5 separate regions of the Homo sapiens genome follow, and all the other regions are linked to region 3. A link is a loop called in an ENCODE intact Hi-C map of the cell type or tissue named here. Cell type or tissue: GM12878. All regions are shown on one strand.

Region 1 (5,000 bases), 56 kb before region 3:
AAAGATACTAAGAGAAGTTAACTACTCTTTAGGGTATCCAGTGGGAAGGCTGCAGGCCCGATCACACCACCCACATGGAACTCACCTCGATGTAGTCCTGAAGGGCAGTGTCAAGCATGGTCAGGTCAGTCAGGAAGGTGCCCAGGTAGGGCACAGTTCCCTGCATCACACCCTGAAGAGCATCCAAAGCAAAACTGTCTTTATTGTCATTGAAAAGTTGAGGGGTTTTAGGAATCTTCAAGCTGGAGCAAATGGATGTATTCAAGGCCTAACTGCGGGCCAGTGGTGCTAACCTCCATGAATAACATTTTTTAAATTTCTACACAAATAGGATAGAAACTCCATGATCTAATATCTAACTTGTGAAATCATGAAAACCAAGCCTCAAAGCCAGGAGATCATACACATCTGTTCAAAAGTGTTGACTGTGGGGTTTATGTTTTGCTTTGGCTCAAGTGAGAAGGATGTCTGTTCTCTTTCAGAGCATGGGGACATTCCTGGTAGTTGGGGATGGCACTGGATAGTCATTGCCTCACCATTGGCTGTTGTACACAGAGAAGTATGTACCACAAAAGCATGGGGCATCACTATTAATATAACCCCTTGGGCTAGACTTGGTGACTAACTCTCAAATAATAGAGGAGGGAAAGAGAAAAACAGTAACTTCTGAGGAAGAACCTGGCAAACTCTTCCTTAACCAAGTAATAAAGATCAACATCATTCGTGTCACCATCAACATGACACCAGATGTCACGCTGAAACCATTCATTCACTCCTTGATGTGATGTGATGAGAAGGGCACTTTACTCTGTGATATTCTTTCTAAAAATCCAGAAGCTCAGTCTAATCACTAGAAAACAGCAGACAACCTCAAACTGTGGAACATTCTACAGAATACCTGGATAGACCCCTTAAGACAACCAAGGTCATAAAAAACAGTCAAGAAAACACTGTCGTAGACCTGAAGAGACAGGGGTGACAGACAACAAAATGCAGTTGGTATGCCGGATTGGGTCCTGGAACAGATAAGAAGATACTAGTGGAAAACTGGTGAAATCCAAACAAAGTCTAGATTTTAGTTAATAGTATTATGCCAGTGTCAGTTTCTTAGTATTGACAAATGTGCTATGGTTTTAGAAGATGTTAACAATGAGGGAAACTGCACTTCTAGCTTTGCAGCTTTTCTGTAAATCTAAACTTATTCCAGAATAAAAAGTTGGAAATGAAGGTGGAGGCACTTCTACCTACAACTGCAGGGATACACTATATTCATTTCACTAAATCTCCTTTAAAATCATCTCTCTTCTTCAGTAAGCCACCAAGGCACTAAACATCCTAAAGGAAAAGTAAAAAGCGGTCCCCATGGATCCCTTATCCTAAATCTCATCAAGCCAATTCTGGAAATTTTGGCAGAACACAAAGCCTCAAACAGGGTAAAGCCAGGCTGCTTGACATGAGGCTGGCTGCTTCCTCAGCCAGAACTGCTTTGTGAGGTTCATACCAAGGAGGGTTTTGTCCTTCAGGAACTCACTGTCAGCTGCAGTGTGTCCTTCCCATTCTGTGTACAAGGTCTCATCCTGTACTAAAATAATCTATTTTTTTGGTAACAGCTATTTTTAGCTTGTCTTTGAACAACCAAAAAAGTTTGTAACACTGTGAATGTTTTATAGGCTTCATGTTGCGGAAGAGTCCTATCATTCAAAAACATTTCTTACTTACGTTGAGCTTTCCAAAGAAAGAGAAAACCCTCTTAAAGCAGAATATTTAGAGTTTGTCAGTCTCTAATCTCCTCCCTCTGGTCTTCCACACTTTATGCTAACAGTCAGAAGTTTAAAATGAAGCTAAAGTTGATAATACCTATCTTTCAGTCTTCAGGAGGGAGGCATGATGCTCCTTTAAATATTGAAAAACTATAAAGATTTGGTTAGCCTTGGGATTAGTAAGGAGAGCTGGGCAATGGCTAGATTAGAACAAATGAAAAGATCTCTGAGTACAAGGACCAGGGCCCTGTGGAGAAGACACTCTTTCTCCTTGGTCACCATGTATCAGAAGCTGACTACAGTAGGAAGCTCAGGAGGCCCTCAGGCCAAGGTGGAGCAGCTTCTAAGTGCAGGAGGGGGCGGAAGAGACTGCAAGAGGGAGGAAGTCGACCTGCTGTAGACTCCCCCTCACCTTCAGAAAACAACTTTGCCAGAAAACAGGATTTGCCACCCAGTGCTTACTTCCTACTAGTTGAATGAGGGTAATCATCTCTCTCCTATAGACCTCCCAGGGCTGCTGAGAACAAATGGGGTAGAGAATGGGAGACCCTTTCTGAAAGCCTGGGTGCCCTGTTGACTGAAGGTGCCAGTGCCATGTGGGAGCCCAGACGCACACGGCCCTTCTCCTCTGTGAGCTGTCAGGGAAGACGAGGGCCAGACATACCATGTCCTTCTGGAGCTGCAGCCGCCTCTGGGTACGCTTCTGGTTTTCTTTCACACTGCTGTCCAGGTTTGCAAATTTTGAGGTTCCTTCCTGAGAAACAGAAATGCACACAGAGGGAATTGATACAGGATGCCACAATGGTAAGAAGTAAAGAGGCATCTAGTTTCTCGCACACAACCCTGCATAACTCTCGCTCGGAACACCATGCAAAATGAAGAGGCCTCCAGCAGGCTCTCACGATGTATATTATGCAAATACTTGGCTGGCTTGTTGCAAGTTGCCTATTTATAACGAGGCTGGTGGACTTGGATTTTCTTGTTCTTCCCCCAACTTTGTTTTTTTTTTTTTTGAGACGAAGTCTCACTCTGCTGGGAAGGCTGGAGTGCAGTGGCGCAATCTCAGCTCACTGCAACCTCTGCCTCCCAGGTTCAAGTGATTCTCCTGCCTCAGCCTCCCGAGTAGCTGGGATTAGAGGAATGCGCCACCACCTGGCTAATTTTTATATTTTATTTTATTTTTTGTTTTTAGTAGAGATGGGGTTTCGCCATGTTGGCCAGGCTGGTCTTGAACTCCTGATCTCAGATCATCCACCTGCCTCAGCTTCCCCAAGTGCTGGGATTACAGGCATGAGCCAGCCACCACACCTGGCCTTCCCCTTACTTTGTAAGAAGATCACCTGATTTGGTTATGAAAGCAATCATCAATACAAGCCAGGCAATTCTCATAAATGAAGACATTTTTACAGATCCCAAATTAAACTCAAAGTAATCAGATATCCTGAAAACAAAGATCGACTTCCTCAGTACATTTTGTGATTTCTCGATCTTGGCCTGAAATGGATGTGCCAGCATTCTGTGAAAGAAAGGGACTACTTCTGTAGCATTTCTTAGCTAAATGAAACTTTTGCACCGGAAGTTTTCTGAGGAAGTCCAATATTGTACTACATGACCAATCCATAAAAGTCGAACTTTCACACATCCCCAGCCCCCAGTCAGTTCTTCTAAATTGCCTCTCAGGTTTGGAACTCTTACAAATCAATCCTTCCTCCTGGTGCCTGAGGACACATGGCTACCCTTTCTCTCCTCCTGTCTATTGTAACAACAAACTCTTCTATATAATGAGTAATCATGAGTTTGCTGACTGAACATTAAGTGCTTTTGCGGTTTTGGGGTCTTGTTAAGTTCTCATTTTCCAGGAACTGCATGAATGGGGGGGTAAATTGCACAATTCAGTAGTATATAACTTCTACACTAGTTTTTCCTTAGTCACTTTTCCTGAGATTTATGTATTACCATAGCACGTGACCTTCCACTACTGTACAACCACAAAAGGGTTTTTTTCAGTGGCTTGGCCTTGCTGATAGTGATAGAGCATCAACATGTTCCATCTCTCAGCCTTAACTCAGGTCCCAGGTACACTACTGGGACAGAACCCACAGTGACTCATTACCTATTTAAGTTCTTCCCATCACAAATGATAATAAAGAGAGCCACTATTTAATGATCTCCCATTCATAGTTTTTCACAGGGATGAATGAAAATAGCCTATACTGGACATGGCGGCATGCGCCTGTAATCCTAGCTACTCAGAAGGCTGAGGCAGGAGGGTCGCTTGAGCCCAGGAGTTCAAGTCCAACTTGAGCAACATAGTGAGACCCCACCTCTAAAAAAAAGAAAGCAGCCTAATATGCGCCTTTCCTGTGCTAGATAGTTGTGAGTCCTCCGAAATTCTTGAGAATTTGCTTAGAGTGAGAAATCAATTATGTCTGACTTGAATAAGAGTGCCCACCTCTTTCCGGTGTGTAGGTCCTTCTGGTCTCCCTCCAGTATGTCAGTTATGGGCAGAGGAATAATGTATCATAAGTTATTGTAGACATGGCTAAAATTCCTAAAGAGAATTTCTGAAAAGTTCAAAGGCTCCTAAGAATCACAGAATAACAGAGGTGAAAGGGATCTCAAAAGAGCACTTAAGACAACCTCCTCATTAGATAGGAGAGAGAAACGCCTGAGATGGGGAGCTACAAGACTTGTTGATTCCATGACTTTATGATTTCATGAGAATGAGATTCCATCCCTGCTAGAGATCTAAAAAGACCGACGAGTCCCTATTATTCCAAATGAGGTGTCAACTGAAAATCCACTTACCTGCCACATCCAGCAGTTTCAGTTTTTCCTTCCTCAGCCCCAAATCTCCTACTCTGCAATGTCGCACAACACCAATCCCTTGAACCTTCTTGAAAGTTTTCATAGGTTTTTGTGACTGTATCACTCATTCTCTCCCCCTGCCTCCTCTGCTGTTCTCATATTCTCTTAGTGATTCTTCTTTTTGTCAAAGTTATCCTCTTGTTTTCTGCTGTACTCATGTCTTTGGAAATACTATCCAATCTCATGATTTTAATCATCACCTATGTTTGGATAAATGCCAAATCTCCCTCTTCCTCCATCAATCTCCTTCTCCCTCTCTCTCTCCTTTTATCTCCCCCTCTGCCCTTCTCTTCCCTCTCCGTCTCTTAGTGCAAATGGCTTGCTTAAGTCTCACCTTTTCTTTATAACCATCTTTAGCAGAGTTCAGCTACC
Region 2 (5,000 bases), 240 kb after region 3:
TAATTAGTTACCTGAATTGAGTAGGTAGTATCTGATATTTAAAGCTACTTCATGGTCAACTAAACACATTTTTTTCTTCCTCAGAACTCTATCTTGAAAAAAAACCAAAGTCCTCTGCAAAAGGACATTTCCTGTTTGTGAACTGTGCGGTGCTCTTCCTCAGGCCCGGTAGGCCAACCCCACTGTGTGTCTGGGTGTCCAGCTGGTACCCAGTTTGCTCTAGAACCTAGAATCTGAAAACAGCTCAGTGGGAACATCAGCAGATGACACAGATTTTTTCCAGAGAGTTAAAATGAAAGTCCCAGGGTGCCAAGATTCATCTGCTTCTTCCTCAGGCAGAGAAAATCTAAGTAGTTGAGTGTCTCTATGTGGCTTTGGCAAATTACATTAGCAGGACTTTATTTGTAGTTTCACAAATAATCTCGGGAAAGCTAGAAGGCACCAAACTCCAGTCCTACTATTAAAGAGCAGGACAATCAGATCCTCTGCCTAGATTTTCTTTTGTCTTTTATTTGTTTGTTTTAGACAGGGTCTCACTCTGTAGCCCAGGCTGGAGTGTAGTGCCACAATCATGGCTCACTGCAACGTCAACCTCCCTGGCTTACAAGATCCTCCTACCTCAGCCTCCCAAGTAACTGAGACTACAGGTGTGTGCCACCACACTGGGCTAATTTTTTTAATTTTTTATTTGTAGAGACAGGGTCTCATTTTGTTGCTCAGGCTGGTCTCGAACTCCTGGGCTGAAGTGATCCTCCTGCCTCAGCCTCCCAAAGTGCTGAGATTACAGCCTCCCAAAGTGCTAGGCACACCTGCCCCCCGCTGCCTACCTTTCTGTCAAGATGTCCCAGCCCAAGCCAGGGAAGAAATCTGGGAACGTGCAGGTGGCCCTATGGGATTTGAAAAGGCAGTTAGGTCCAGGGAGCTCACTGACAGCATGGATGGAGCTACAGGCCCAGCTCCCTTCAGCCAGCACCTTTGAGGCTGAGGCAATGGGGTGAGCTCTTAGGAGGCCAGCACCACAGCTCAAACAGGAAAAACACAGCACCATGCCAGGAACTCCAAATTCCAAATGTCTTGGACATTTTTAAAAGGAGTCCCTCCTTATCCATGCTTTCATGGCTTTCATATCCATGCTTTCCTTAACCATGCTTTCATATCCATGGCTATTTTGTATTTATTTTTACATGTATTTACCTTTACAGAAACTTGTTTTGGTCCCCATGGTAAGGAAACATTTCTAGTTTATTTAAACTTTTAAATGTTAGGAGGCAAGGCTGTGAATTCAAGTATGAAGTCCCTCAAGATACAATGTGCCCTAGCAGGCTCTCATGCTGACTTCTCCTGCTCCCAACCTCTTCCCCAGTTGCCAAGTTCTGGCCTTAGTCCCTGCTACCCTCAAGAAATGACAGCTTTTGTACTTGTGTCAGTAGAAGGGTTTGGGTCTATCAGGTCATGGATCAGAATTTTAGAACACTTCTAAGGGCCAAGTCATTCCCTGCCCTAGGCAGAATAGCATCTCTGCTTTTATTGTTTGTTTGCTTGTTTGCTTTTCAAGACAAGGTCTCTGTCGCCCAGGGTGGAGTACAGTGGCAGGATCACCACGGCTCACTGCAGCCTCAACTTCCCAAGGCTCAGGTGATCCTCCTGCCACAGCCCCCTGAGTAGCTGTAACTACAGGCACATGCCATTGCATCCGGCTAATTTTTGTATTTTTTTGTAAAGACGGGGTTTCATCATGTTGCCCAGGCTGGTCTTGAACTCCTGAGCCCAAGTGATCTGCCTGCCTTGGCCTCCCAAAGTGCTGGGATTACACGGGTCAGCCACTCACTGTGCCTGGCCCATCATGTTTGTTCTTAATAGGAAAAAATAACCAGGTTTATGGCTGAAATGTCTTTGACATGCTTTGGATTCCAGGAAAGAAAAAAATAAAATGTATTTAGATTCAATGAAATGCTGGGGAGGTGGCAATTTCTCTTTCCCTCTTCTCTACAGAGCACAGATTGGCTTTAGAGTCAGACAAACCTGGGTTTAATCCTCATCATTTATGAGGTCTGTAACCTTAAACAAGTGATTAATACTTAACCTAAGAATTAGCTTCTTTTACTATCAATGGATTTGGGTAAGGAACAAATGAAATGATGCATATCAAGCACTTCAGAGCTTTCTTGGCACATAAGAACTTATAGAGAATAACTGTTACTGCCAGGACCTCTCCTGCCCCTGAAGGATTCTAAGCCTCTGCAGCCACAGCAATCAGATATATAATTGTCTTCAGGGCAAAGCTTGCAAATATGGACTCAGGCTCACCTTTGGGGAGCCACCATGACAATGGGCAGTGACAGTAGAAAAAGAGGTTGTAGCGGAGAAGGTGTCGGGCAGGTCCTGCTCATTTTTGGCAGAGGCCTGAGAACTCTGCACACAGTTGGTTTCAGCCTTCTGTTCCCCAGCCTTCTCTAAAGTAAAGAGAGAACATGGGTAGACGTGTGCCCTTCCCACTTCCGCACACCTATTTGGGGAGGACTTAACGCTGGTTGGCTGCAGCCATCACTTCCTCTCCACATCCACACTGCCTTTGAGGCACGTCCTACATCCTAACTTCTGTGTCCGGAAGAGGGGAAGTGCATGTGGAACATGGCTGCTTCTTTACCTCAGACCTCGGCTCCGTGCAGCTGGGGTCTGAAGAGCCCCTGAGTCCCTGTGACTTGACACTGACTCCTGTGAGGCCGTAGAGATTTCTCAGCTTATTTGGTGAACTTTGTTGGAAATGAGTTGGGGTTTTGGCCTAATTTAGCTGCCGAGTTCTGTTTAGGAGGAAGGCAACTAATGAAGATGCAGAAAGGGGAAGAAAAAACATGTTTCATCATGGGAAAGGTGTTACCACAGACTGACCAAAGTTTCAGAAAGACTCAAGCCTACACAGGCTTGGGAGCCCAGTGTGAGGAAGACACAGAGGCAGAGGGGCGGGGGCTGCAGACCCAGGGTTGCCCTTCTCCTGGGCTACTCCACCTGTGGGCAGCATGATTTCTTCCTTTTCACAGTTCAGGGAGAGCATCCAGCCCTTCTATCCTCTCAGCCCCCACTATCTCCTCAGCTCTTCACAACCTGACTTCCGCCTCCTCTGCCCACTGCCCCAGCTCGGCCATGACGTCATCATGGTCTTCAGCTTCCCCTCCCCTCCAGCAGCTCTCCGCACCGTCCACCTCCCTCCTTGAAGAGCTGAGTCAGATGTGGCTGACCGCAGTGGTCTCACCTTCCTCCTGCCTCTCTGACATTTTCCCACAGTCTCCACTGGCTCCTTTTCCCCAGGGCTCCAGCTGTCTTTAATTAGGGCCTCCCCAAAGTTCAGTCCCCATTTATTAAAGGCCATATCAGTTGTCTTCAGATTTCTGCTCTCGGGAGACAATATGGCCAGAAGCATGCCTTGAGAGTCACTTGTATGAAAGTGTAGGGGTGGATGAGGTTACCACTCCATTTCCTGTGGCAGTCACGGGTGTCACCAGCCTCCCAGTCACTCTCCTTTGTCTCCATGTGAAATGCCACATTGTATTTGGCATTTATCCACATCCATCCTCTCTTCCTGTGGCTGCCTTAGCATTATTTCTTGCCTGAAATATTGCAATAGCTTCTTGTATGTTTCTTTGCTCTGCTAGAAACCACTTCTCTAGAATTCAGGACACCTCTCCCCCATCTTCCTTCCACCATTCTACGTCCCAGCGGACAGAAGTGGAAGGAGAGAGCAAGAGAGAATCTGGAAAAGCAGTGGATATAATAAAGAGATGTCCACAGCTGGGTGCGTTGGCTCACGCCTGTAATCCCAGCCCTTTGGGAGGCCAAGGCGGGCGGATCACCTGAGGTTAGAAGTTCGAGACCAGCCTGGCCAACGTGGTAAAACCCCGTCTCTACTAAAAATACAAAAATTAGCCGGGCGTGGTGGCAGGTGCCTGTCTGTACTCCTAGCTACTTGGGAGGCTGAGGCAGGAGAATCGCCTGAACCTGGGAGGCAGAGGTTGCAGTGAGCCGAGATCATGCTGTTGCACTCGAGCCTGGGCAACAAGAGCAAAACTCCATTAAAAAAAAAAGAGATGTCCACTTACTAAGCAGATTGTACTAAGCAGACAATCCAAACAGGGAGGCGGAGAAGTATGAGAAACTGTTTAGTGACAAATGACAATCAATTCTAAAGTAGAAAGTCCAGTGTTCTGTGTGAAAGGGGACTTCCACAGCATTTAATGACCCTGGACTATGTCATGAACTATATGGCTTTAATAGTACTGCAGTGTGATGAACTATTCTGCAAACCTTTTGCGTGCTAGGAATTCTAAGGATGAAATGGCTACAGAGCAAACTGCAGCTGAGAGAAAACTGCTTGGAGTTTGGACAGAGGTGGAATTGAGTGTCCACAGGCCAGCTGAGGAGGTGGTACCCAGCACTCTATGAACCCTTCGCTCAAGTCAGCCTGGAGTAGGAGGTGGGAATGTCAGGACAGAGGACTAACACCCCATGAAACAAACAAAGGCTATGCTCATTTTTCTGTCATAAATTTCAGTCTCACAATAAACCAGCAAGTTAGGCATTGCTCTATAATCACTTTGCAGATGAGGAAACTGAAGCTTTTGAGAATTGGAGGGACTTGTGAAAGTTCACTCGGGTAGCACAAAACACAGTCAGGATTTGAATCCAGGATTTCAGACCCCAGGCATGTTGCTTCCTTGGTCTAAACACAGAATAAGCGGGGAACAGGCAGTTAAGTGCTTCCATAGAGCTCAGGGGCCTAATGGGGAAAAACATCACCAAGGTGCCTCCAGACCCAGGCTCTGATCAGTGAAGACCCCCCAGAATACCCAGGGGAAGTTGGTACTAGCCTCCCAAAGCCACTCTCCTGAGTGACATTGAGAGCATCCTATAGAGAAGGCCATGAGAGAGATAGCACTGGGACAGATGGTGTCAGCAGAGGGGACTCCAGACCACAGCAGAAGTGACCAAGCTTTAGCTTCCTTAGA
Region 3 (5,000 bases):
CTCTTAAGACTGTTGACTCAGATCAGGGTCTAATAGCTGTTCTTTATCACTCTATATGTAGTTTTAGAACAAACCTTGTAGTACCCATCTGTTCCCCAGAAGTTCCAATTAACTTTATCAGAAACAATAAGTGAAAAAGATATATGGTTTAGAATTCTACATGTTATTAATTATTTGGTTCACTGTTGCTTGAAGTGTGTGCCGTAAAACACTAGTTCCAAAAAAAACTCCTATGGTCAAGTTTGGGAACTATAGAGTTCAACAAAGTCAATGATATCTCTTTACTGCAGAATTTCTCATATGCCAACGGTGTTATTCAACTCCAAGAGAGGGGTATGGTATGCAGCATTTCCAGATGGATTTCTCTTTAGTCTGAGAGCATCTTGCAGAACTTCAGAATGCACATACTTTGAAAAATTTTGGCTTATTAAATTACTGTAATGCATTTAAAACTTAACTCATATTTACCACTTTTCATTTAAAAAAGAAAAATCAAAACATTATAAAATATAATGTTAATTTTTATTTTCAAATGTGTATTCCTTTGATCTCTTTATTAATACAAAAATGTCAGGATGTTTTGTGTTTTGTACCTTGTCACTTCAAAAGACCTGGCCAAAATAATTGTCAGCCTGCATGATATTCAAAAGTAGCAGTTAGAAAATATACTTCAGGATGGGAGCGGTGGCTCACGCCTGTAATCCCAGCACTTCGGGAGGCCAAGGGGGGTGGATCACCTGAGGTCAGGAGTTCAAGAACAGCCTGGCCAACATAGTAAAACCCCATCTCTACTAAAAATACAAAATCAGCCACGTGTAATGTGCGTGCCTGTAGTCTCAGCTACTCAGGAAGCTGAGGCAGGAGAATCACTTGAACCCAGGAAGCGGAGGTTGCAGTGGGCTGGAGATTGTGCCACTGCACTCCAGCCTGGGCAACAGAGCGAGACTCCATCTCAAAAGCAAACAAACAAAAAAAAACATGAAAATATACTTCAATGTTAAATATTAACAACAATAAAAGGAATGGCTTCTCAGTGGTTAGGGATAGTCAAACTCTGATTTAAATCAAGCTTCCTCGCCTTGTGATAATAACAGTGTTCCCTTACCAAACAATGTTGAAATTTGACGATTCTTATTTTACTTACAATGGAAACTCTACTTTAATTCTAAATCCTTCTTATCAAAAGTGATGATTATTTAAAAGAACTATTTTTTCACCGAGTATTGACGTGTCCCAAAATTCAAACACAGAGAAAAATGCTTGTCAAAGGACCTGATGAAGTGGGTCCCATTTCCTGCCAGAAAGCAGAGATTTGGCAGAAAGCCAGGGTTCTCCCTTGGGAATGGAATTATGTTTCTCATTAACCCAGCCCCTCTCTTTCAGTACTTTCTTACTCGGAAAAAATTTCAATATGCATACATGATTCCTGTAAGTCCCTTTAACAGTATTTGTTCCTCAGGGTTTGCATCTGTGCATTAGGAAGAACCACATATGACCTAACAGAAGACTAATAAAATATTTTGAAAATTTAGATTTAAAAAATAATTTTCAAAGTGAACATCAATGACAATATCATAAAATAAGTATAGAATTGCTCTTGTGCCTACAATCATTCTCACACAAAATAACAATGCATGTTAAGTTATCAGAGAATTTGCTTAATGTCATTTTCTGTAGAACTGCTAAATATCCTAATACCTGCTTATTATGGCAGGGGAAAGATCTGATGACTTCTAATTTGCCAACATTCAAATAGAGTACATTTCTTATGAAACAAAAACTTAAAATGATCTGCTTACCACTGAAATTATTTTGAAATGAAACTGTACAGAGGGGAAACACAAAAAATACTCTGCCATATGGCCCGACAAGAGAAGCTAAAATGTTAAAAGTTTCATTTTTGCAAGAAAAGATTCCTATAGGTCTGTAAGTGTTTTAAGAGACTTTAGGACCTGTTTTTGCTTATATTATCTTAGTAACTTTGAATTATTAAGTTGAAGACGAAAGGGGTGGAACCCTTGTCAGACAAGTGCTTAATAACCCAGACTTAGAAAGCAAGACACGGAGGCCTGAGCCTGTCCTGTGGGTTAGCACGCTAACAGGAAACAGCTCAATCTGGATTTAATCATAGACCGTCGCTTTACTGACAAGATCACGGTACTGTGACCACAAAAATGTTTCATGTTTGTTTTTTTGGTTGATCTTTGTGCCTTTAGAATCCAGCTTTTTCTAAGAGAACATGTCTGAGTCCTATGGGGTAAATATCTAAAACTGTGCCCAAGTGTCCTACCAGGTAATTTCCATAATTATCGATTTTGGCATGAGACGGAGAGGAAAAAGGGCATGTGAGAGATGAAAGATGCCATATTTCAATTCCGTTTCCAGTCATGGAAAAATAAACTCTTTCACCTTCTAAAACATAAACTGTTAACCAGTTGGGTGTTTCTAATTTGAAAAAAAAAAAAAGTCCCTTCAATCAAAATAATAATTCAGTCATCTGATAGTTTAACAGGGAACGTGTTAAGCAAACAACCTCATTAGGATGGAGACAGTATGGAGTCCTCCACACCATGATCACTCTTCAGTATATCAGTTCTCAGGCATCTTGGCCTGAGCAGCAAAGTAAATAGTGAGTACTATTCCAGCTGTTAACTCCCTCCAAAAATCTAAAACCCACACCCAATCCCTACATTCATCCCCAAACACCAAAAGTAAGTTTTATGCTTCCTTTTCATATGCCCTACAACCACTATCCAGCAACAACAAACCACCACAATACAGGCTGAGGATCTTTTATCTCAAATTCTTGGGACTGAAAGTGGTTTGGATTTCAGAATTTTTCAGATTTTGAAATATTCCCACTATACTTACCATTCAAGTATCCCCATTCTGAAAATCCAAACTGCAAAACACTGCAATAAGCATGGATGTTGGAGCACTTTGAATTTCGGTTTTAAGATTAAGGATACTCCACCTGTATAGGAAAACCCACAAGCTGACTCACAAATAAGCTCTGCTCATCTCTCCATATTACTCAACTGCATAAATTTCTTTGCCATGCAACAAAATTTGCATCATTCTCTCAGCAGAAATCATGTATGTAATGACACCCAGCAGAACATGACAAGGCCAATACACCTGAGTACTACAGTGACTATTTACACACAGGACACTCAGAGATGTTAAGGTAAAGTCTAGAAAATACTTTAGGGCCCATGATGTCAAGCTCAACATGAGGTTCTGCCTTGTGTGAACTTTTATTAGGTTGGTGCAAAGGTGATTATGGCTTTTGCCATTAAAAATAGTGGCAAACTTAACAAAACTTAAACCAAAACTTGTCACAATCACCTTTGTGCTAACCTAATATTGGGTGGGAAGTCACTTTTTTGCTAGGTTAGGGTTGACAGATAAATTACAGGATGCCCAGTGAAATTTTAATTTCAGAGAAATAATGAATAATTACATACTATGTGGTATAAGTATGTCCCATTCCATGTTTGGGATCTATGCATACTAAAAAAACCTATTTGTTATTTATCTGAATTTGAAATGTAATTGTGTATCCTGTATTTTTATGCTACTAGCACATACACAATGGCTGTCTTTTCCATTTATTCATCTACTTATTCAGCTACATATTAACTAAATGGTACTATGTGCCAGGCACTGTGCAAGGTACTAGACATATAAAGGTAAATAGCATGCAGTTCTGGCAACCAAGTTGTTCAGTCTGGTGAAGGAAACAGACACAAAGAAACCATTACAATAAAATGTGAGTAAAATGGTGGAGAGAGAGGCAAGACATGGAGGGAAGCACCAAGAGGGGCCCAGTGTAAAGGAGGTGTCAGAAAAGGCTTCTTAAGTAGGTTCTGTCTGCACTGGGTTGTTTTGTTTTGTTTGTTTGTTAGAGATGCAGTCCATCTCTATTGCCCAGGCCGCAGTACAGTGGTGCAATCAGGGTTCAATGCAGCCTCAACCTCCCATGCTCAAGCATTCCTCCCACCTCAGCCTCCCAAGTAGCTGGGACTACAGGCACGCACCACCCCAGCTAATTTATTTATTTATTTATTTATTATTTATTTATTTATTTATTTATTTTTTAGAGACAAGGCCTCGCTATATTGCCCAAGCTGGTCTCAAACTCCTGGACTCAAGCGATTCTCCCACCTTGGCCTCTCAAAGTGCTAGCATTACAGGCATGAGCCACCATACCTGGCCTGCACTGGGTTTCACATAATGAATGAGAGTTAACTATGTTGGGGAGGGCACAGCAGGCAGAGAAACAAGCATTAAAAAAGTCATGAAAACGCTATCCCAAAGTATGGAACTTTGACATGCTGAGGACTTTGAACTAAAGGAATTGGAAGGCCTCAGAAGCAGCCTCAGAAGCAAATTCTCTGACCTTTTCCTGCCCTCCTGTCTCCTACACTTCTTTCTCCCTTGAAGTGAATCATAGAAACCAGGATTCCTCCTTCCCAAGGTGAGTCATAGAAACTAGAACCCCCTCTTATCCTAAAGCAAGGCTTAAAGCCTGGAAATATTGCTCTAACCTCCCTCACCTTTTTGTTTAGAAGCTGACCATAAATTCTCTGACCTACCTTGTCTGATAGTAGATCATAAGACCCTCATTCCATAGGGGTCCTGGCCCACACCCAGGGGGAAAGAAGAATACTACAAAGAGTGGCCAGGAAGAATCTGAACAGACAGGCCTTGCTGGGTTCCCCCTTAGTCTATTACCATTAGATCATACCCGTTTCATCCAATCACATTTCCACATGGCTGTCCATTCTTCATTGACTCTAAGCATAAAAATGGAAAGTTTCCTCTGGCTCTTTGGGCCATTATTTCTGAAGGCTCCCATGTCACATAAAACTTTGATTAAAGAAATCTGTTATGCTTTTCTCTTGTTAACCTGTCTTTTGTTATAGGAGAGTTACCGATGACCCTTATGATGGGTGAGGAAAGGCATCATACCTTTCCACCACTACAGGGGGAAAATG
Region 4 (5,000 bases), 69 kb before region 3:
CGTAGGTGTCCACGAAGGCTTTCTTTCAATATTTAGAGCATGAATGATTGTATCCCCTGGATTTCAAAGCAGAAAGCTAAGAAATCCAACTAGAGCAGCAAATTAGTCATCTCAGTTTGATGAATCCTGAATATGATGCTTTTCCTGGATTGGCTACATTATGACAAAGTCACTTGAGGGTTCCAGGATTACCACTGTTGTTTTAACACCATGTGAAGCAACACACATGTCCCCTTGAAGAGCAGCAGATATAAACCAAGGGATGAAACCATTGCCAACATTCTACCTTACTGACCTAACCATAAGCTAAGGAGCCAGAAGTCACTATTGAGTAAGCTTGGTTAGCCAGAAACCTTCCCCAAATGGTGCAAATTCTAGTTATGTCATAGTTGACTTTCTGATCCAAACCCTTCAACCAACAGATTGAAGCAGATGTGTACAGAAGATTAACACTGATATTGGTGGGGTGCGGTGGCTCATCCCAGCACTTTGGGAGGCCGAAGTGGGTGGATCACCTGAGGTCAGGGGTGTGAGACCAACCTGGCCAACATGGTGAAACTCCATCTCTACTAAAAATACAAAAATTATGCGGGCATGGTGGCACATGCCTGTAATCCCAGCTACTCGGGAGGCTGAGGCAGGAGAATCCCCTGAACCCAGAAGACAGAGGTTGTAGTGAGCCAAGATCGTACCACTGCATTCCAGCCTGGGCAACAGAGTAGTGAGACTTCATCTCAAAAAAAAAAAAAAAAAAAAAAAAAAAAGAAGACTGGTCTTAATTAAGATCTTAAGATTAAGATATTTTGGTTTTTAAATTTTTATTTATGCAGTCACAGAAAATAGAAACTCGACGGAAATTCTTTTATCACCTCTCATCAGTTTCCTTTTTTCCAACATGGGAGAATGTATCCTTGTTACCAATCCCTCATCTTCCCCTGCAGCTGTGCCCTTTGCACTGTGATTTCAGAGTTCCTCCCACTAAAACTGGAGCCTATTTCTCTGCTTCATTTACTTATGTGGAATGTGGCCACATGATTACTTTAGCCAATAGAATGTTGGTTGATACGACTCAAGTAAAGGCTTGACATATGCTTGCGAGTGGGCTTGCCCTCTTGCTTGTCCGTCTTAGCATGCTAAGGGCATGCCCTGGGTAGCCCGTTACTCCAACAATAATGAGAGGCAAGTGGAACAGACCTGGACCAAATCTGTGGCCTAGTGTCAAGCCCAACCTAGATCAGCCAACCAGCAGATACATAAGAGAGATAAATAGTGGTTGTTTTAAGTCACTGACTTTTGGAGTGGCATGCAATGCAACATTATTGTGATAAATGCTTGGCTAAGACAAAACATGGCACCAAGAACCTGACACATCTCCATCTCTGACTTTTTGCTCTTTCTAAGAAGTCCTACTTCCCCTAAATAACTCCAGTGCCTTAAGAGGTGGGTATAGAACAATATTTCAAAGGCCAAATGAATAAACGAAACTGCTTAGTGCTTTTACACCTGTTTCTATTAGTAGTATGTCCCCAAATTGAACTCTTCTTTTGATGCCTGTTCAAAACATGACTTTCAAAATACTATAGAGTGATCCACTTAAAAACAGACATTCCTTGCTGTGGTGTGGCAAAGAGCATGTAGGTGCCTGCATTAGGAATTATGAGAAGGGTTGAGTATATACCTTTTTTTGAGGCTCATCAGGGGTGTCCATGGGAGTAATGGAGCCCTCCTCAGCCTCTGAGTGGTTCGACTCGCAGGATGACACGCTGACAGAGTCCATGCTTTCACCAGAGCTCCCGCTGGCAGTGGACTTGGGCTGCTCTTTGGTGGGAGTGGGACTGGTGATCATGTCAGACCCTAGAAACAGTCTGGAAAAAAACAGAATGCCAAGCATTTGGGCTGTTACAAATCTGGAATCCATGATTAGGCAAATATTTTGTGTTGATTAAGCCCTTGATGTTTTTTCAGTCTTGTGTGTTCTGTCATTATTATTTTAGGAGGACATTCGCTATAAAGTTTCTAACAAATAGTAGTAAACATCTTGTCCCAAAAGAGTATTTCCAACTTCAAAGAACACATAGATTATTCAGTACTAATCTGAAGTCTTTCTAGGTCAATGGTCCTCTACATTTTAACAGTCTATGGACCACCTTGGCAGGATCAAGATACCATCAGCATACCCCCATCACTTCCTACCATAAAATGATCTTCACAGGCAAAGAAGGGATGGCACTGCTTTGGGTAAGAAACCAAGGAGGAAGACTTCTATTTCCAACAATCTGTGAACTACAGTATCCTAAATGCTTCCTCTATAAAACAGCTAGATAAGAAATATTAAAAACTCTTTTTAGTTGAGCTTGCAAGATAGGAAGGGAAATCCCTACAGGCCTTAAGTGAAAAAGGAACTGAAAACCAGAAGCACGCGAGCTAGTTCTGCAGCTGCTCTGGTGGGGGAGTGGGAGGCCCCAATCTTGGCAAAATAGTGATATGGGTTTTAATGCACACCCAGGGCCCAAAGATGAGGGTTTCTGTTTATGAATGGTGAGGAGTTAGAACCAAAACTATATACAGCCAGGGCCCACAAAGGGCTATACCCTTACTAAAAAGATAGGCCAGAAAAATATCTTTCTACTAGCATAGGAAGACAACAGGGAGACTGTTCTTGCCTGAGCATGGAAAGAAGAAAAATGTCTCCTATGAAGTCATGTGTGAGCTGGGTCTGTGCCTCACTCCAATTTGCTATTTATGTGGTCTATGGGGTTAGAAACTCTCAACCGGTGACACCGCTAGTAAACTAGATTTTTTCTTAAAAAAAAAGAAAATCTTGCGGGAGGGATATACCTTCAGCCCAGGCTTCAGAGAATCCCCTGATAAAGATAAACTCGTGATACAAAATTACAAAATACACACAAGGAAATATTCCACTGAAAGAGAGAGCCAACAGGCATAACAAAAAGCAGGCTTAGACTCCTGAGAACTTCAAATTTGAGAACTGTCAGAACAAAACTAATAATGTGCTTATTCATCCAACAAATATCTGCATGTCTACTATAAGCCAAGCTGCAAAATAAGTATGTTAGGAAATATTAAAGACATAAAAGAAGAAATTGAAAACCGGAGCTCAGAGCAAGACATCCTAATAAAGGAAGAAGATAATTTGAAAAACATTTCACCTCTAAGTGAAAAAGGTGGTGACTTAAACTAAAACCTCAGTGGAAGGATTAAATAACTTGAAGAAAAAAATCATGAACTAGATGACAGATCTGAAGAAAATCCTCAAAAATCATCATCAAAAGATAAAGACATAGAAAGAACAGTGAAAAGATATGGAGAAAGCAGTAAGAAAGCCCCAGGTATGTGTAGGAGGAGTTCCAGAAGACATGGAGAGGATGGAAGAAGGCCCATATCAGAAGAGATGGTGGCTGAGAGGATTCCAGAACTGGTGAACCATAGGAATCCTCCCATCCAAGAGCCATGTCCTGAATAGGGTAAGACTAAACTCCCACTTAAACTGGTATATCAAAGACAAAAGAAATTCTTAAAATCAACAGGGGGCCAGGCACAGTGGCTCTCAAAGTGCTTCCAGCACTTTGGGAGGCCGAGGCAGGCTGACTGCCTGAGTTCAGGAGTTCAAGACCACTCCAGGCAACGTGGTGAAGCCCCATCTCTACCAAAATACAAAAAAATTACCCAGGTGTGGTGGCATGTGCCTGTAATCCCAGCTACTTGGGAAGCTGAAGCACAAGAATTGCATGAACCCAGGAGGCAGAGGTTACAGTGAGCCAAGATCACTCCAGCCTAAGCGACAGAGCAAAACTCTTTTGAAAGAAAGAGAGCGAGTGAGGAAGGAAGGAAGGAAGGAAAGAAGAAAGAAAAGCAACAGGAGTGGGAACATAAAACAGAGGAATAGTAATTAAGCAGATACCACACATCTCAAAAGTAACCATGGAAGTCAAAAGACACTGAATAATATCGTCAAAGTGCTGAGTGAAAGTAACAGTCAGTATTGAATTCTATACCCGTCTAATATAATTCTAAGAAGGAGGGCAAAATAAAGACTTTCTCAGACTAAGACTGAGAAGGTTTACCGTTAACAGATTTACACCACAAGTAGTGGTAAAAGGAGGGCGGGAGTCAGATTAAGAAGGAACGGCATGCAAGGCAACTAGCACGTGGGCTGAACCTAAACAAGTACTGACTATAAAATAACAACAATAATAGAAACAATGAAGGTGAACTTGATTTTTTATTAAATATTTTCGGAATTATATGCTTGAATTCCAAGAGCTCAAGCATATTTTTGCTCTGCCTTATCTCTACCCTGCTATCTCCAGCCCCATTTTCCCTGTCTTCCTTTTATGACCCTTCAAGCATTACAGGAGCATTACAGGGACTATAGGGGTATGAGCTAAACTCTGATCACAGAAGCAAAAATAATGCCCTTTCTTACTGCTTCATAAATTACAAAGGTAGATCTTGAAAGGATGTCAACTAGTGGTCCTCCATCCATTATCTCAGAGTCTCTAGGGTTCTTCCATTTCTACAATTCAGTAAGGTCCTGCTTTGTCCTGCGTTGTGAAGGTTCATTCTGGCTCAGTAGTAGGCATCTCTAACTTTCAAACTAGGCCTAAGCACCCAAAGTTTTCTCCAACCTCTTTGGAATGATGAGCCATTGAATGTGGGAACAGCAAAAATGCATTTCCCAGATTTGTAAACATGCTAAGAAGATCATGAAATCTTTTGAAAAATAATGGTATGCAAACACCCTTGTATGTACAAGAAATAAGATGGGGGCATATGAACTGCTTTCATAATAGATGCCCAAACTCAACTGCAGATACCAAGGGTTATCCCAGCAAGATTTTACTAGTAAGAGATGTACTGAGTACCTACCACACTTTGTGAAGGGCATAGCACCCTCACAGTCCTGCCCTCTCTGGATTTCACAGTAAATGTTTTCATAGGACTGACCACTTGTCTGTGTCAGTGAAGACAGAGGATCC
Region 5 (5,000 bases), 150 kb after region 3:
GATTCAATAAATAAGATTAGATCACCACAGAAGTGATAATACATTTTGAACATTCACTGAAGTGGCCCTTTATGTTGAATCATTAAGAGTTGAATAGTCTATTTTTCATAAAATTGTATGATCTGAGCATTTTTCTTAATGCTTGACTTTAAGGCTATTAAAATTCAACATTATTAAATTAACATTAGTTATGCATATTTCAGGTTTATAAATCAAAAATGCACAAGTTTCCAGTGTCAACAAATTTCTCAGGTCCTCCAATTAAACTGAATTCTATGTAAAAATATGGCTTACTAATGTTTAAGATATAATTGAGGTTTATATACCTATTCATTCTCTCAACATTACTATCTTCTTTAACTATTATCCAATTAATTACTCTCCTAAAGATAGAATTATGGGAAAATCCCTTTTGTATTATTCGTTTGCATAAACTTAACAACTTTTTTGTTCCTCAATTACTGGGCTCTTATCAATTACATAAACCAATAATATGAAACTCTTTTTTATTGCAATCCTTTTTGGAACAAGCCAGGAAACAAAGGAACAGCTTATTTTTTCATAGATCTCTTTCCTTCCTCCTTAACTCACAATTGCAACATGATAGAGCTATCACTTCAGGGCATGTGATAGCGTAACACTCACCCAGAAGTAGAAATCCATCACTCCTATCTCTGATATATTAGTATGTTAACCTCTAGTTGGCAATGGCCCAAAGAGGGGCTCCAATCCAAATGTTTTCTATACAAACTGAGCATCCAATATTAAAAGAATCCGCATCTATGGCAAATAACCAAGTCATGTTCATTTTATTCAGTTTTTATGATGAAATGCAGATTTTTCATTATGAGGCAAATCCCTACATTCAAAAACCTAAATAGAATAATCCTTAAAAAATAATGTTTGCTGGTTAAAGCACTAACAATTTTTATTTTTATTTTTTATTTTTATTTTTTAAAGTTCCAAAATTTAATTTATACTTTAATCTACAAATCCAAAAATCTCAGTGAACCCCAATCAGGATATATACAACATAAACCTCAATTAGGCATATCATGTCAATGACAAAAGCATAAGTTGTTCAAGAAGTGATCTTAACATGACTTGCTTTCCATTAAAATAACTTGAGTCACTACTTGATGTCATAAACTTCAAATATGCTAACGTGCTAAGTATAAAAAGCAAAACTATTAACAAGTAGAAGAAAAATCAGTGGGAGAATGGGCATACTTTTACATGATCTGGTTGAAATACATTCTTTTTTTTTTTTATAAGTACCTCATCTTTCTAGCACTAACAATTTTTAAAAATTATTTCTGCCTTTGAATTAAGTATATTTTCATTTGGGCAACAATGGGATACATTTTCATTCACTTTTAGTTCAGTAGTTTCTCTCAAACAGGCAGTGTAGCCTCCATCGCTTAGATGATCTCTTTTGACAATCAGCTAAAGATACAGCATGTTAGTGATACACTTTCAGGGAAAGATCATTTAATAAATATTGATACCTATATTGTTAGCCTGAATCTCCCTCCTCCCTTCACCTCCCTACCCCATCGAATTCTTCCTTTTTCCCTTTCTTTAAGACTTCATGAAAAGATAAATAATGATAATGCTACCTATTCGTGATTACAACTACAAAACGTAACATTCTTTTAAAATCTGCATCTACTTCTTTCAAAGCTGAGAATTCTCCCTGGAAAACTGCTCATATAAACATACATACAACATTTTGCAAATAATTCCAGGGGTTCAAAGCATCTCTAAAATCCATCCATAGGTGTAGAAAGTGTCTGTGGTCTCCCAGAGTAAACACTGCTCCACAAGCCAATTCCCACACAGCCACCCATTCAACTCCCACCTAGCCCAAGGCTTGCCACTTCATCAGCCCTTCCTTCAGTCAATACTGCTGAGCCCAAATTAACTTGTGGCTCCTCATGAAGCCTTTCCAAGCTCCTTCAACTCATGTGGGTTTCTAACTTTTCTAACTTCCTCATAGACACACAGTCAAGTCTTACAACTTAGCCTTCAATTTCCCTCTAGATGATTCATACAGGTAAATTAGGCCCTTAAACCTAACTGGTAAACCCCTGAAAGCAGATACAATGTACCTCACATCTCTGCAGTTTCCCCCACAGCACCTGGCACAGTGCCAGAAGCTGAATGAATGTTTTTTATTGCATAATCAACCCATCCCTCTGTTCATCTTCTGGGTAGCCTCTGTCCCACCACCCCTACTTGCCCCACAAGGATGAGGCCAGGAATCACAACTTTATGAGTTGTATCTATGTTATGCAGTGATCAGGAGCTATCACTCACTTTTTTATTTATTCACTCAGCAGACATTTATTAAGTTCTTACTATATGTCAAGCACTAAGGTAGGTACTGGAAATACAAAAGCTACAGAAATGTAAGCAAATTATTGATGATGTGTTACATGCAATAACAGAGTTACATACAAGGCAGCAATAGAAAGGAGCAACTATCTATCTAGAAATGTTAGTGAAGTCATAGTGGAGAACAGGGTGCTTGAAATAGATGCTAAAAAAAATTGGTATGAATTTAAGCAAATGACCCAGGATGGGAAACACATCCAGGAGAGAAACAGCAAATGCAAAGACACAAATGCATGAAGATAAAATGTCTCTTATCCTCTCTTCACCTTCCCTGGTCAGCCCTGGCATGAGCCTCCATTTCAGTAAGGCCAATTCAGTTCACCTTTAGGATTATTTACATGAACTAAGTAATGGGAATATATATTTTTTAATTTACTAAGATGCACTGCCTAGCAAATATGAATTTCAAAATACTAAATAAATTTAGTATTGTGGGTTTGGAAATCCAATCCAAATCCAAATTATGGGTTTGGAAAGAAATACACGTGGCTGACTCAACATTCATTTTATTGGGTTATATATTTTTATAGAGAATATTTTTAATACAATTTTAATTTTAATGATCTGTCTGCCTTTAAGGGATAAAATAACATCAAGAAAAATTGCTGTAAAGTTATTTATTCAATGTTTCCATTCCTGTGTCATTTACCTCTCCAAGTGAATTTCAGTTTCTCTGTCTGCTGGCTTCGTAAACCTCTCTTTGGACTTTAACAACTATGGAATCATTTTTACTGTGAAGTTTAATATCCTGCTTTAAAATCCAAATATGATTCACATATTGCATCTTCAATATTTCTAAAGCAAAATGGTCTGCTTGGAAATTTTTTTAAAATGACTTTTCTCCAGAATACTTAAAAACATACCTTCCAATATCTGGAAAGGGGACTTATTTAAATACATGCATAATACTGTTTTCCTGCCTTTTATTTTAAGAAGACAAATTAATAATACTGCTGAACTAATTTTAACAAATACTAATGGTATTAAAATGCATCAATAGTCTGGCTTAAAAAAAAGTTGAAAAAATGTCAAGAATAAATGGTTGCAGAGGCGTCAGTCTTGGCACTTAATACTTTTTCAGAGACCTGAGCCTGTAATTGCTTTTAAAGACATGAAAGTCCTTGCTGTCTCTCTCTCTCTCTCTCTCTTCAGTAGATCCAGAGATTTCATTTTGAGAGCCTGGAGGATGCTCCAAAATTTATAATAAAGACATAAAGCCTCACTGATGGTGCTATATAAAAGGTGTTTTTACTGTTGTTAATCTCAGATACACATAAGCAAGCAAAAATTTCCCAAGGAAGTAATTTAAAACTATTTAGAGCTGTTTCATGAATCTCTGAGTTCAGATCTTGGCATCTTTGTAGCCATTGGAGTTCTGGGACCACAAAGTTGAAAACATCAAGAGAATGAAGCCCTGGATCCTCATACTAGAATGGTGAGATAATGATAATCAGGATAATATATTACACTTGTATTGTGCTTTATAATTGTAAGAATTATTTCCCAAGATTCATCTCATGTGATCATCCTAAACCACCAACAGAAATAACAAGCCTAGATTTCAGAAGCAAGACATCCAAGGTCATGTGGCCAGCTAGTGGCAAGACTAGAATCAAAACCCAGATCTTGCTGACACAAAATACCTTTTCCATTACACTAGATATAGAATGACCAATCAATCTCTCTACCCACTCTTCCCTCACTTTGTTTTCCATTTCTTAAAAGAATCATTGATTTTTTAAAATATATAGTATTTCAGGATCCTCAAACCTTCATTTTAAGTTTCCAGTTTTAAAAATTTATTCATTGGCCCGGTATCGAGTTCCTCTTTATTCAAAGTTAGCCTTAGTGGAAGAAGGGCAGTCCAAAGCAAATAAAGATGTTTTGCATTCACTTCTCTTTGTTCCCTTTTACATCATTGTTGAAGCACATACTGAATACCTCTCTCAACCAGCAAAAGTTTCTTCCCAGTCATTTGTTGAGCCTTGCTTCTCTGAGAAAGCACTGTGATGGTTTCCTTTTCAGGTTTCCACAGAAAATCTCCCAAAAAGATCTCAGGGAGCATAAAATGCATTCAGCAAGGCCTAAGTGATACTGTATATCTAAGATAATAAGACTCTAATATCAATCTCAAGAACACATTATTAAATAAAAGTTTTTCAGTTCTTTCAACGCTATACAAAACAGCGCTGAGAAAACCAGCAAAGGAATAATTTTCCTGAATTCCCAACTACTGAACAAGCACCAGACTTCTTCTATTAATTAATTTGTTTGTTTACAGGTTCAACACGAAACCTACCTGCCAGCAGTGTTCTAGGTCTTGGGGATTCAGTGGTGACAAGATAAAAGTTTCTGCCTTGCAGAGCTTACATTCTAGAAGGAAAGTAAGACAGACAATAGATCCAAAAGCCAATAATACCAGATATTGTTAAATATAATGAAAAAAATAAAAAGGTAATAGAATAGCACATAATGGTGATGACAGACAGAGGGGAAGCAGGAAAACCAATTGGGATGTGATTATGTTAGCCTAGGTAAGAGATGAACTTATGTTAGGGAAACGTAGTTAGAATCAGCATGTGCTGATGGATTGATGTCACGCT

The links. Peaks named below come from ENCODE experiments on the same cell type or tissue, not always from the same donor. Only the 100,000 strongest peaks of a DNase experiment are listed, where the experiment ranks them.
Region 1: it touches region 3 in a loop (4-fold over the local background); 6 of 110 quality-filtered maps call a loop at or near these places.
Region 2: a loop joins it to region 3, with 3 times the contacts of the local background. A loop is called at or near these places in 3 of 110 quality-filtered maps.
Region 4: a loop joins it to region 3, with 6 times the contacts of the local background. A loop is called at or near these places in 4 of 110 quality-filtered maps.
Region 5: it touches region 3 in a loop (8-fold over the local background); 3 of 110 quality-filtered maps call a loop at or near these places.

The regions. Positions count from the first base shown.
Region 1 is chr1:183,895,322-183,900,321 of GRCh38, reverse strand. It overlaps RGL1 (ral guanine nucleotide dissociation stimulator like 1), which reads right to left. Exons shown (of 18, transcript NM_001297671.3): 10 at 2,425-2,514; 11 at 86-172. Among named protein-coding and RNA genes, the nearest start is that of RGL1, 93 kb to the right of the region's middle. RefSeq lists an enhancer at 2,041-2,200. In GM12878, a CTCF peak has its summit at 2,122 (motif pointing right); a DNase peak (open chromatin) is centred at 2,631; H3K4me3 peaks cover 1,089 bases; H3K27ac peaks cover 4,850 bases.
Region 2 is chr1:183,602,594-183,607,593 of GRCh38, reverse strand. No RefSeq gene overlaps it. Among named protein-coding and RNA genes, the nearest start is that of NCF2, 15 kb to the right of the region's middle. RefSeq lists enhancers at 2,825-2,914, 3,066-3,360. In GM12878, no CTCF peak of the experiment used is centred here; DNase peaks (open chromatin) are centred at 194, 2,613, 2,853 and 3,233; H3K27ac peaks cover 3,676 bases.
Region 3 is chr1:183,839,799-183,844,798 of GRCh38, reverse strand. All of the region lies in intron 2 of RGL1 (ral guanine nucleotide dissociation stimulator like 1), which reads right to left. Among named protein-coding and RNA genes, the nearest start is that of RGL1, 37 kb to the right of the region's middle. RefSeq lists an enhancer at 2,962-3,011. In GM12878, no CTCF peak of the experiment used is centred here; DNase peaks (open chromatin) are centred at 1,107, 1,338, 2,108 and 3,060; H3K4me3 peaks cover 1,920 bases; H3K27ac peaks cover 4,398 bases.
Region 4 is chr1:183,908,947-183,913,946 of GRCh38, reverse strand. RGL1 (ral guanine nucleotide dissociation stimulator like 1) reads right to left here. Exons shown (of 18, transcript NM_001297671.3): 15 at 1,679-1,865. Among named protein-coding and RNA genes, the nearest start is that of RGL1, 110 kb to the right of the region's middle. RefSeq lists enhancers at 1,600-1,769, 2,246-2,335. In GM12878, no CTCF peak of the experiment used is centred here; DNase peaks (open chromatin) are centred at 1,456 and 2,426; H3K4me3 peaks cover 1,039 bases; H3K27ac peaks cover 4,701 bases.
Region 5 is chr1:183,687,002-183,692,001 of GRCh38, reverse strand. It overlaps a transcript of RGL1 not described here. Among named protein-coding and RNA genes, the nearest start is that of APOBEC4, 36 kb to the right of the region's middle. In GM12878, no CTCF peak of the experiment used is centred here; a DNase peak (open chromatin) is centred at 2,061.